Regions from separate parts of the Mus musculus genome. Here region 1 is linked to region 2. A link is a loop called in an ENCODE intact Hi-C map of the cell type or tissue named here. Cell type or tissue: left cerebral cortex. All regions are shown on one strand. Region 1 overlaps Spock1 (sparc/osteonectin, cwcv and kazal-like domains proteoglycan 1). Region 2 overlaps Spock1 (sparc/osteonectin, cwcv and kazal-like domains proteoglycan 1).

The links. Peaks named below come from ENCODE experiments on the same cell type or tissue, not always from the same donor. Only the 100,000 strongest peaks of a DNase experiment are listed, where the experiment ranks them.
Region 1: a loop joins it to region 2, with 2.4 times the contacts of the local background. A loop is called at or near these places in 3 of 42 quality-filtered maps.

Annotation. Positions count from the first base shown.
Region 1 is chr13:57,617,649-57,622,648 of GRCm38, reverse strand. The region is part of intron 4 of Spock1 (sparc/osteonectin, cwcv and kazal-like domains proteoglycan 1); the gene reads left to right. Among named protein-coding and RNA genes, the nearest start is that of Gm33240, 180 kb to the right of the region's middle. In left cerebral cortex, no CTCF peak of the experiment used is centred here; a DNase peak (open chromatin) is centred at 3,117; H3K27ac peaks cover 3,082 bases.
Region 2 is chr13:57,518,371-57,523,370 of GRCm38, reverse strand. All of the region lies in intron 6 of Spock1 (sparc/osteonectin, cwcv and kazal-like domains proteoglycan 1), which reads left to right. Among named protein-coding and RNA genes, the nearest start is that of Gm33240, 76 kb to the right of the region's middle. In left cerebral cortex, a CTCF peak has its summit at 2,022 (motif pointing left); DNase peaks (open chromatin) are centred at 886 and 2,011; H3K27ac peaks cover 855 bases.

The DNA.
Region 1 (5,000 bases), 99 kb before region 2:
ATCTCAGTTCCCAGTAGTGTCTTTGTTCCCCTCTAAAACCTCAACTATCCTGCTAATCCAGTATTTCAAATTCCAACTAGATGGCCCTGGTACTTCTTGGAACACCCTATGATTTATCTGACGTGTAGCTCTAAGCTCTTTTATATTTCTCCTCTAAACCAGTTCCAAAGTCTTATGAGTCACATGGTCAGGCTTATTACAGCAACAACCCCACTCCTAGTACCAATTTATATATCACTTACTTTTCTCATTGCCATGACAAAATACCTGAGGAAAGAAAGCTACTTAAGGAAGGGTTTATTTGAGCATATGGCTTAAGGAAGAGCCCATCATGGAAGAAAAGGCATGGTAGCAGGAGCATGGGAGAGACTTTTCATATTGTATTTATTGTGAGGCTGCAGAAAGCAGAGAGGAAAGAGAGTTGGGCTATAAAACCTCTTGTCTAACCCCACACCCTGTGATCTTTTTTTTTTCCCAGAGAGACTCTCTTTCTTAAAGGTTTTTACAATCATTGCAGATAGCACCAGCAGCTAGTGGCCAAATCTTCAAACATGCAAGCCATGGAAGGCTCTCCTCATTCAAACAATAGAGTGTTCAGAGCTAGAGTTTCCCATGGCCTGGTGCATCTAGTCTTCTATCTGATTGCTGATTGCTGCTTGATGACAGAATGAAGGATCTTAAAGCAGAGTCTCTGCCTCATACCCATCCTCAGGGACAGGCAATGGCTGTCACTAATTATGGTACAATATGCAAATTTAGTAGTATAGTGCTTATAAGTCTTCCTATCCTATTTTAAGACAATCTGTCCTTATCAGTTGTGGTGGCTTGAGTAAAAGTGGTCCCACAGGTTCGTGAGGAATGGCACTATTAGGAGGTGTGGCCTTCTTGGAGGTGTGTCATTGGGAGTGGGTTTTGAGGAATCAGAAGCTCAAGCCAAGCCTAGTGTCTCTCTCTTCCTGCTGCCTGCTGATCCACATGTAGAACTCTCAGCTCCTTCTCCAGCACAATGTCTGCCTATGTGCCGCCAGCCTTCCTGCCATGATGACAATAGAACAAACCTCTGAATTGTAAGCCAGCTCACAATTAGATGTTTTCCTTTATAAGAGTTACCATGGTCACAGTGTCTCTTCACAACTATAGAACAGTGACTAAGATACAAGTCCCCACAGATTTATAGCCTGTAGCACACATATCTCTATTTCCTTTTTCCATAGATACACTCATGCTGCCACTTCTTCCCAGAATGCTTTACTTCAACCTGATGTAGACTTTCCTCTATGTGTTCAGTGGTGTGGGTGACCCCAACATAACCCTCAACTTTACTGAGATGTTGCTTCTGTCAGTTGGCATCCTAGAGTTCCCATTCTGTTTGGATCTTACTGGTGTCATGTGTGTGGTGGATATGCTAACATAGAACACAGAACTTGTGTGTGTGTGTGTGTGTGTGTGTGTGTGTGTGTGTGTGTGTGTACACGCGTGTGTTTTATCATCACTACCTCTCATCCCTCATCTGTGCCTAGCCTCAGGCCGCATGTGCAGGAGGTGCATGAGGTTAGATTCAATTTCTAGGTAAACTTGTGGGACTGTCCACCTGATCACTTGCTTTGCAATGTGAAGGCTGAGAAAGGAACAGTTCATTGCTGGCTCATCTGCATTTTCCATCATCCTGGAACCCGAACACCAGAGGTTTCTATTTTGAGACTGTGTTCATCAGATAGTGGGGGAAGAAGATAGCTCAGGAGAGGGAAGGAAGCCCCTCTCAGCTCTGACCTGAATATTCTGGAACTGATGACTTTCTTGGTTTTAAAACAAGAATGTGAGCATCTATGGCAAAGGGACATTGTGCTGGAGGTGTGACATCCTCAGGGGTGTGACTGAAAGTTCTGGGAGTCTTGGTAGCAGGCTTATTGGGAAATATAACTCAAGTTTTAAATTTGGAGATGCCTTTGAGTTGGGCATTCCTCCTTATATGATGATGCTAATAACCTCATAGCCACAGAGGGAGAGAGAATTGAGCTATTGAGGTAATGTGCCTATTATTTTAAAGGGTAAAGATTTCCATCTCATATTTACCCACTCATTGTCTTATTTAAAGTGACTGAGGACAGGCACAAACATTACCATTGAAAGGGCTACTATTAACCAATCGTTTCATTTTAAGCACACATCTTTCTTTTTGCTGTATGCGTATACTGCATTCAGCCTGGCAGGCATTAGCATGTGCTGTTTGCCCAATGGGCCCAGTCAGACAAAGCTTGTGGGAGGGTTCAGAAATGAGTAAGGGGCTGGCTGTGGAGCTGAACTCTCACCTCTGTCATGCCCAAGTGTCTTGCTCAGGCACTTGACAGTATTTCCCAGTTCGTTCAGTCACTACACAATAGCAATATTAACAGTTACTTTGTAGCATCCTTTTGAAAACAAAAGGAGTTACTTTGTAGCATCCTTCTGAGCACCAAAGGCATGGCCATGTGATACTTTCTTGCTTCAGACTTGTGATGGCACAAAAAGTATCAACCAGTGACAGGTAGGACAGAGTAGGGCTTAGTCTGTAAGGAGCATGCAGGACAAGGGTGAGATGGCCCTGCCTCTGTTTGGCACTCACAAAAGCCCTGTGAAGTTGGTGGAGGTCCTAATAATCTCCCCTCTTTGGCAAAGTCAGGGCCTGCCCAAAGTTCAGAGGTGGCAAGCTATTAAATTGAAGTCCACTTTAAATTCTTGCTACTGGATCTTGGGAACAAACTTCAGTCAGATTCTGTGAGGCAGGGTTGGAACAAGGCTGTCTGCCTGCTCCTCTGTACGGTTTAGGCTGCTCTACATGGGGTTTTTTCCGAGTGGTTGGAGAAGTGGATGTCATGAGAAGGTGATGGGACCCAGGACTCCAAGATTCTCTGATAAAGTGGAGGATGGTCAGGGCCTCCCTGTAAGCCTGGAAGCCACCCTGTGGAGGTGTCTGAGTAAGTTAACTAATCAACTAATCGGCACTTCAGATCTTCCAAGGGGGAGCAAAGTCTGCCTTCTCTGCAACGAAATTGGAGAATGAATCAGGCGCTCGCTCTCCAAGGAACTCAGAATGGCGCCTTTATTTTTAGATCAAATGGGGGAAGAGGAGCAGAGCAGCCACGTGCTTTGTTTTTATGCTGCGCGTGGCTGGCATCGGATCTCTTCCTTTCTTCAAAGCACACTGTGGATCTATATCTGAGAAAACTGGGGCTGGATTCTGCCTTTTCGCATGGTCCCATTTTTATAATAAAAATCTATTTTTAATATAGGAAGAAAATAATGCTGGAGCTTAAAGAGCTCAAACGGCCTTAGAAACACCCCTCAACACACACACACACACACACACACCCCAGACAGTCTCTTCCTAACCAGCCTGAAAGCAGAAGTCCCTATTCACTTTCCGACTCAACTCGTCACGTCATGCTTTTCTGTGGAACTGCTCTTTTGAGCCAGGCACTGTGCTAGGTTCCTGGAGATACTGGTCAGAAGCTGGCTAAAGTCATACTCGGCACGGCCCCATTAGGCTCAGAGACAAGACTACCATTCCCTCAGATGTGTTTCACACGGGAAGAAAACCAGAATCAAGAAAACATGTCAGCCAGGGCAGAGGTGAGGCAGGGGTGAGGAGGAGATGAGGCAGAGGTAGAGCAGAGGCACTCACTCTAAACAAAGTGAGGCCCTTTCCCCTTTCATCCCAAGGGTGTGTAGAAGTGGTATGGTAGGGTCCCAATACTGCCATAAGCAGAGAGTCAATTGTTGGGCAGGTTTTATACCCTGCCAGTCACATCCTAGTAGGTGGGGAGTGGTGGCCAGCCAAGCACCGGGCATCTTTGCAGTGAAGCAGCTGTGAGTGGTAGAGGCCCCTTGAAGCCAATAAGCCTTCACAGTGAGGAGAGCAGAGAGAAAGGTGGCTCAGGGCACTCCTGGGAGACTGACCCCCATCTCTGCTCCCTGCCTGGCTTTGGGTGGGATTTCCAGATGGACAATATGTCAGAGATGTCTCCATCTGTTGGTCTCTCTTGCTACAGGACACTACAACAATGTTATTCAATCTCTCTCTCTCTCTCTCTCTCTCTCTCTCTGTGTGTGTGTGTGTGTGTGTCTGTCTGTCTGTCTGTCTCTCTTCTCTATTTTGAAGGAACCACAGATTGTTCCCAGGGTCTTGTGCACACTAGCCCACATCTATGGCCTTCTTTTTACTTTGTATTATGAGACAAGATCTCATTTAAGGTATCCAGGCTGATATTGAACTGCCTCCATAGCCCAAGCCTATTAGAAAACCACGGTTGTCCTGTGTTGGTGGGACCAGTTTAGGACTGTTCTTCAAAAGAATTGCCAGTCAGTGCTGGGGCCCACTCTTCCTCTCAGCTCAGAGTCAATTGACATTTCTGTTCGAAGTCTGTTGATTTAATGTGTCTCCATTTCAACCCGGGATGAGGGGAGGAGGGGGTATTTTCAATGTGTTGATTTCAAATAAGCTTTGTTATATAATGCCTGTCCCCTCCCCACAGCCCTGAGATTTTCCCTCTCTGTTCTTGAGCCCCAGATCACCTAACCCTTCCTTGCCTGCTTTCTCCCCAAGTCTCTCTGGACTATCAGGCTTCCTGGCTGTTCCATCCTCCCCAATCTTCTTACCACCTCTTCCCCTTTTCTGCCCACACTGAGTCCTTAACTCAGCTGTGTCCAGGAGCTGTTTCCAGGGAAGGTGCCTCTGGTCTTCCACCCAGACCTCTTTGAAGATGTCTTTGATAGTGTGGAATGCCCCCGGCGGACCTGGACCAAGAGATGGTCATATTTGCCCTCTAGCCAAAATTGCCCAGATTTCAAAGAAAACAAATGTCATCCTTAACCCCACATGGTGGATTTTCTCTGGGAGAAATCTCCACAGATCCTAAAGCACAACCCGCATTCATTCAATTACTCGGGGCAGCTGCTGCTCCCGGAGGCCACCGATCCAGTTCTGCCCCCGGAGTGCTCGGCATCCAGGCTTCTGCCAATTA
Region 2 (5,000 bases):
GGAGTTATAGAGTACCATGCAGCATCGCACCTATAGCATCTCATTCTATACCATGGATATAGTGACACATGGGGCTATACGATACACACCCCACAGATAAATATGGACTACATTTGTACTTGCTGTGTGCCAAGGTCTCAAAGGAGATGCTTTTTTCCTTCTAGAAGCAGACAGATAAACAGACCAGCGTACTGTCTGGTTTTGTGTGTCAACTTGACACAAGCTGGAGTTATCACAGAGAAAGGAGCCTCTCTTGAGGAAATGCCTCCATGAGATCCAGCTGTAAGGCATTTTCTCAATTAGTGATCAAGGTGGGAGGGCCCATTGAGGGTGGTAGCATCCCTGGGCTGGCAGTCTTGGGTTCAAAAAGAAAGCAAGCTGAGCAAGCCAGGGGAAGCAAGCCAGTAAGAAACATCCCTCCATGGCCTCTGCATCAGCTCCTGCTTCCTGACCTGCTTGAGTTCCAGTCCCGACTTCCCCTGGTGTTGAACAGCCATGTGGAAGTATAAGCTGAATAAACCCTTTCCTCCCCAACTTGATGTTTGTGCAGGAATAGAAAGCCCGACTAAGATAGCCAGGATGGTGGGGGAATGTAAGGGATTGACCCTAGGCACAGAGGCGGGGCCCTGGAGGAAACTGGAACAGATGGGAACGTGAAATGCCGGAGCAGATCTGTCTTTCCCTGGGCTGCTAGCTTTCTTTATTTCTGTGGCAATTAAGTTTCTTCTTGGAGCTCTTCTCCATGTGGCTAGGAGAAAACCAGCCCTGATCAGTCTGTGAGTTTGCCCCAGCTACAGGGCCCCATCTTGGTCTGAACTGATAGCTGAAGCAGGCACAGGGCACCAGCCAGCTCTGGGCACCACCTTCTCTTCTGCTTGTTCTTCAGTTGGCATCTCTATCAAGCACTCACGGTGCCTGGGTGCTATTCTTGGCACCAAGAGGAAGCAGGCCTGGGGACCAGAAGCCCTTCCTCATCTGTTCTGTCCCCAGGAATTCTAGACGGAGGAGATATGCCATATACATTTAGAACTATGAATTGTCTGCAGCCCTCAGAGGTGTCCTAGCAGAACAGCCAGTGAAGAGGAAGAAGGAACCGGCAGCGAGCATCAAAAGAAAAGAAGCGCCTGGAATGGGAAGCCAGAAATGGAGCTCAGAACGGGGCTGTCTGGGGAGTGGAGCATGTGCTGGACTGGGAAGACCTCTGGGAGGGCCACCTTCTTTCCCCAAGTATATTACATGGGGTGGGGGGAAGAGCGGCAAACTGAAGCTGTGGATGTTGATCTCAGCTGCAACCTGTTACAATATCTCTGCTGTAACAGGGTCTGGGTTGGGGAGTGGCAAACTGTTACAGTATCTTTGCCCTCCCTGTGCATGCTTGCTTTCTCTCTCTCTCTCTCTCTCTCTCTCTCTCTCTCTCTCTCTCTCTCTCTCTGTGTGTGTGTGTGTGTGTGTGTGTGTGTGTGTGTGTGTGCAAAACATCACATCATTTATTTTTTTCTAAAGCCCCCTTTATATGGAGCCTTGCATATGTCTTTGGTATTTTGTGTGTGACACTAGGCACTGGCTTTGTTATATACAATTTACAGTTAACGTCTTTCAGCATTTCATCTGAAAGCAATTTGTGTATGAATTGGCTGAACTTTGCCCTCTCTTTTATAGAGAGGGTTTGGCAAGTCATTGACAGAATATGAGAAAGGGGTGAGATGGAAGGGGGGAGAGAAAGGAAGTTTCTTAAGAGAGCAAACAGACAAGTCTCTTAGCCTCAGTTTTAGCCTCAGTTTCCTGCTTTGTAACGGGAGGAAAGAGTAACCCTGCAAGGTCTAACTAAAATCTTTGTGTTGATGCTTGTGCATTTAGCCTTCGACTGAGTCCTGCTTGCTTTTATCCTAAAGATTTTATGTCTAGGGAGAACCTCAATTATTGCCTCTTTAACAACTTATTGAAGGTCTGCTCTTTCCTGAGGGTTAGGCAGGTCTTAGCCAGCAGGATCCAGTCACAGCTCATTAAGAGTCCGCCCTCTACCGGGAAACAGGAGCAAGGACCTTGCTTGCTGGCTAAAGTGGCCTGTGCTTAGGATTCTGGGAAGTCTTCAGGAACCAACAGGCAAAGCAAGTTAAAATCCCTTCCCAAGCTATTGCTTCTGTAACCACTGGGTATATAAAGAGCTTAAGACAGAATGAGTAACCTCTGCCCACTATCACCAAGATACAGTAGCTGTTAACATCCTTGCCGTTATGTTTTCCATATACACCTGTATCCTTTCCCTTGAAGCATTTAGCAGTTTCCAGACATTCTGATGAGTAACCCCTGTCAACAGATAGGGGCGTCCTTCTATGTATCCACCTTAGAAAACATTTACCATTGCACTCATGGAAAAATAATTTTAAAGCATCACCTAAAACTGTGATTCACATTAAAATCATTATGCTTTCTCCCCCAAAAGACTCTTATAGCTTTGCACCTAAGTACTAAGGAGGCAACTATCATGTTTGCTATTATTCTTCTAACCCAGACAGTGGCTGTCCACCCTGCCCTACCCTACCTCATCCCAAGGTATGGTTTTCTAGGCAGCTTTCTTGTCAGAGGTCCTCTGGTTGGGGCCTTTTGGTCCCCCCACCCCCCAACTTGGTTCAAGTCCCACAATTGTGGCTACAGTATTTAAAATAATTATTTTTAGATTTATTTGTTCTATGTGTATGAGCGTGTTTTGCCCACATGTATGTAAATGAACCACAGCGTGTGCCTGGTGCAGGCAGAGGTCAGAAGAGTGTGCCAATCAGATCCCTTGGAACTGGAGTGACAGATCATGAGCCACCGTGTGAGTGATGGGAACCAAACTAGAGTCCTTTGCTTAAGCAACAGGTGCTCTTAACCAGATGTCAAAGTCGTGTCTTTTAACTGCTAGTAGAGGAAGGTGCACCTGCTTGCATGTTTGGGAAGGTTCTGAATGGAGCCAAAGATCCATCTCTTGTTTCTCCACCTGACTCCTTCCAGAGAGTCCCCAGCCGTTCAAGTCCTGGGCACTGACAGGAGGCTGGCCATCTTTCCATCAGCCAGAGACAGTCTAGGCTCTAAGCCAGCAGGGGAAAGTACTGTCCCCATGGTATTGATATGGCAGAGGAGGGGGAGACAGATAATGTATCTGGGGGGCGGGGTTAGGAATATTAAGTGGGTAGTCAGGAACTGAATGGAGAAACAAAGTGAATGGGGAAAGAGCTACAGAGAAAGGTAGCAAGGTAGAGGTAGAGAGATCTGACTCCATTTGAGAAAAATCAGCGAGGCTGGCACAGCTGGAGGGAATAGCTGGAGGGACCCTCTAACGTCTGACGCTTGCAGGCAGTGGCCGCTCACTCAGTTCACGCCCAATTATTAGAGCCAGCAAAGCCTGGGGATTATTTCCCTCCCTCTACTGTGACATGATTTTGGGCGAATGAAAACAAATCAGAATTCATCAACTGTGAACAGAATTGTCAACTGTGAACCGTCAACAGTCTGGTTTAAAAATAGAAGACGGATTGACGAAATGCAGCGGAGAAAGCAATTTAAATAAAACGTTAAAAATAATAATACCCCAAGCATGCAAGGCCCCGGGAAGAGTGTGGAGTCCTGCGTGAGCAGTGAACTAGAGAGAAGTTATTAGCTCTGCTTTACAAATCACAGGAGAGAAAGATTCACCGGCCATTTGCAGGAGTCGTTCACTCACACCAACGGGTTGGTGTGTTGTTGCAAAACAGAAGCGAGGATTGGCTGGGAAATGTGCTAGCACATGTGTTTTAAGTAGGTCAGTGTTTGGAGCACCTGTACAGACTTCTTCAGTGTTGTCTTTCTCCGCTTCTCAGGTAGTTGGGGAGGGCACTTACGGCACAGCAGGTTAAAGGTCTAGAAGCATCCGGGGGCTGGTTGTATTTATATCTGTGATAGTGTGAATATGGGGGCTGGTTGTATTTATATCTGTGATAGTGTGAATATGGAGGCTAATCTGTGCTTAAATGGCCTTACCTGATTTCCTAGTTTCTCAACTCCATTCCTTTGTAGAACTGTGGCTAATGATTCAGATAACCACCATATCATAAGATGAGTATAAGGCTTGAATTTTTCATATGTCCACACCTCCATCACAGAGTCAGAAGGGACACAGGGCAGCTGACTTCTCACATCCTGACACTACTGCTCTGGAATGGTTTGGTTTGGTCTTACGCCTTACTAATAGACCTAAGCCATGTTGGCACGAAGACTTACGTTTTTAATTCTAAAACAGAGCATCTCCTTGTCCTGGAGTCTCTCTCTCTCTCTCTTCTTAAAACACAAGACACAAAGTGTTACCAGTCAGTTTGGCTATCAGGCAAAGACCTAGAAACTGAGCTGTGTAAGGGACAGTGTTCCCCTCTCATAGCCCAGGAGGCCGGGCATTTGAGATCAAAATAACTAACAATGGCTGGCTCATCCTGAGGCAGAGAGGAGTTGCTCTCTTGGTCTTTGGTGCCTCAGGAGCAGGGGGTGTCTCTGGAGGTCCTTGGCTTAGAGATAGCTCTCTCTCTCTCCTGTGTCTCAACACATCACCATCCTTACCTGGGTAACTCAGTGTCCACATATCCCTTCCTTATATGGATACCCAAAATACTGGCTTCAGGCCCCAGTGAAGCTGTTTTCATTTGGCTGTCTATGAAGTCCCCCCCACCCCCACTGTAGCAGAGGTCCAGGTCTGAGAGTCATTTGGACCCAGTTTGCATGCGGGATGGAGTTAGGCCCTAGTGGGAGGTGTATAGCTTCTAGAGGGTGACTAGGGTTGACTACAGACAGCAGCAGAGGGTCTGTGCTGCTATGTCCTCTTTAGGGTGGGTAGGTCTAGAGGAATAGCTTTCCTGTAGGAAGTACCGACTCAACTGTGATCCCAATGGGTGTCTTTCAGTCTGTCTCAAGGAGGTCTCCCAGGTACACCTCCAGCTTTGGCTATTGTGAGTGCTGTAAGGAGCTGAGAGGAGAGGGGCTCTCCAGTCCAG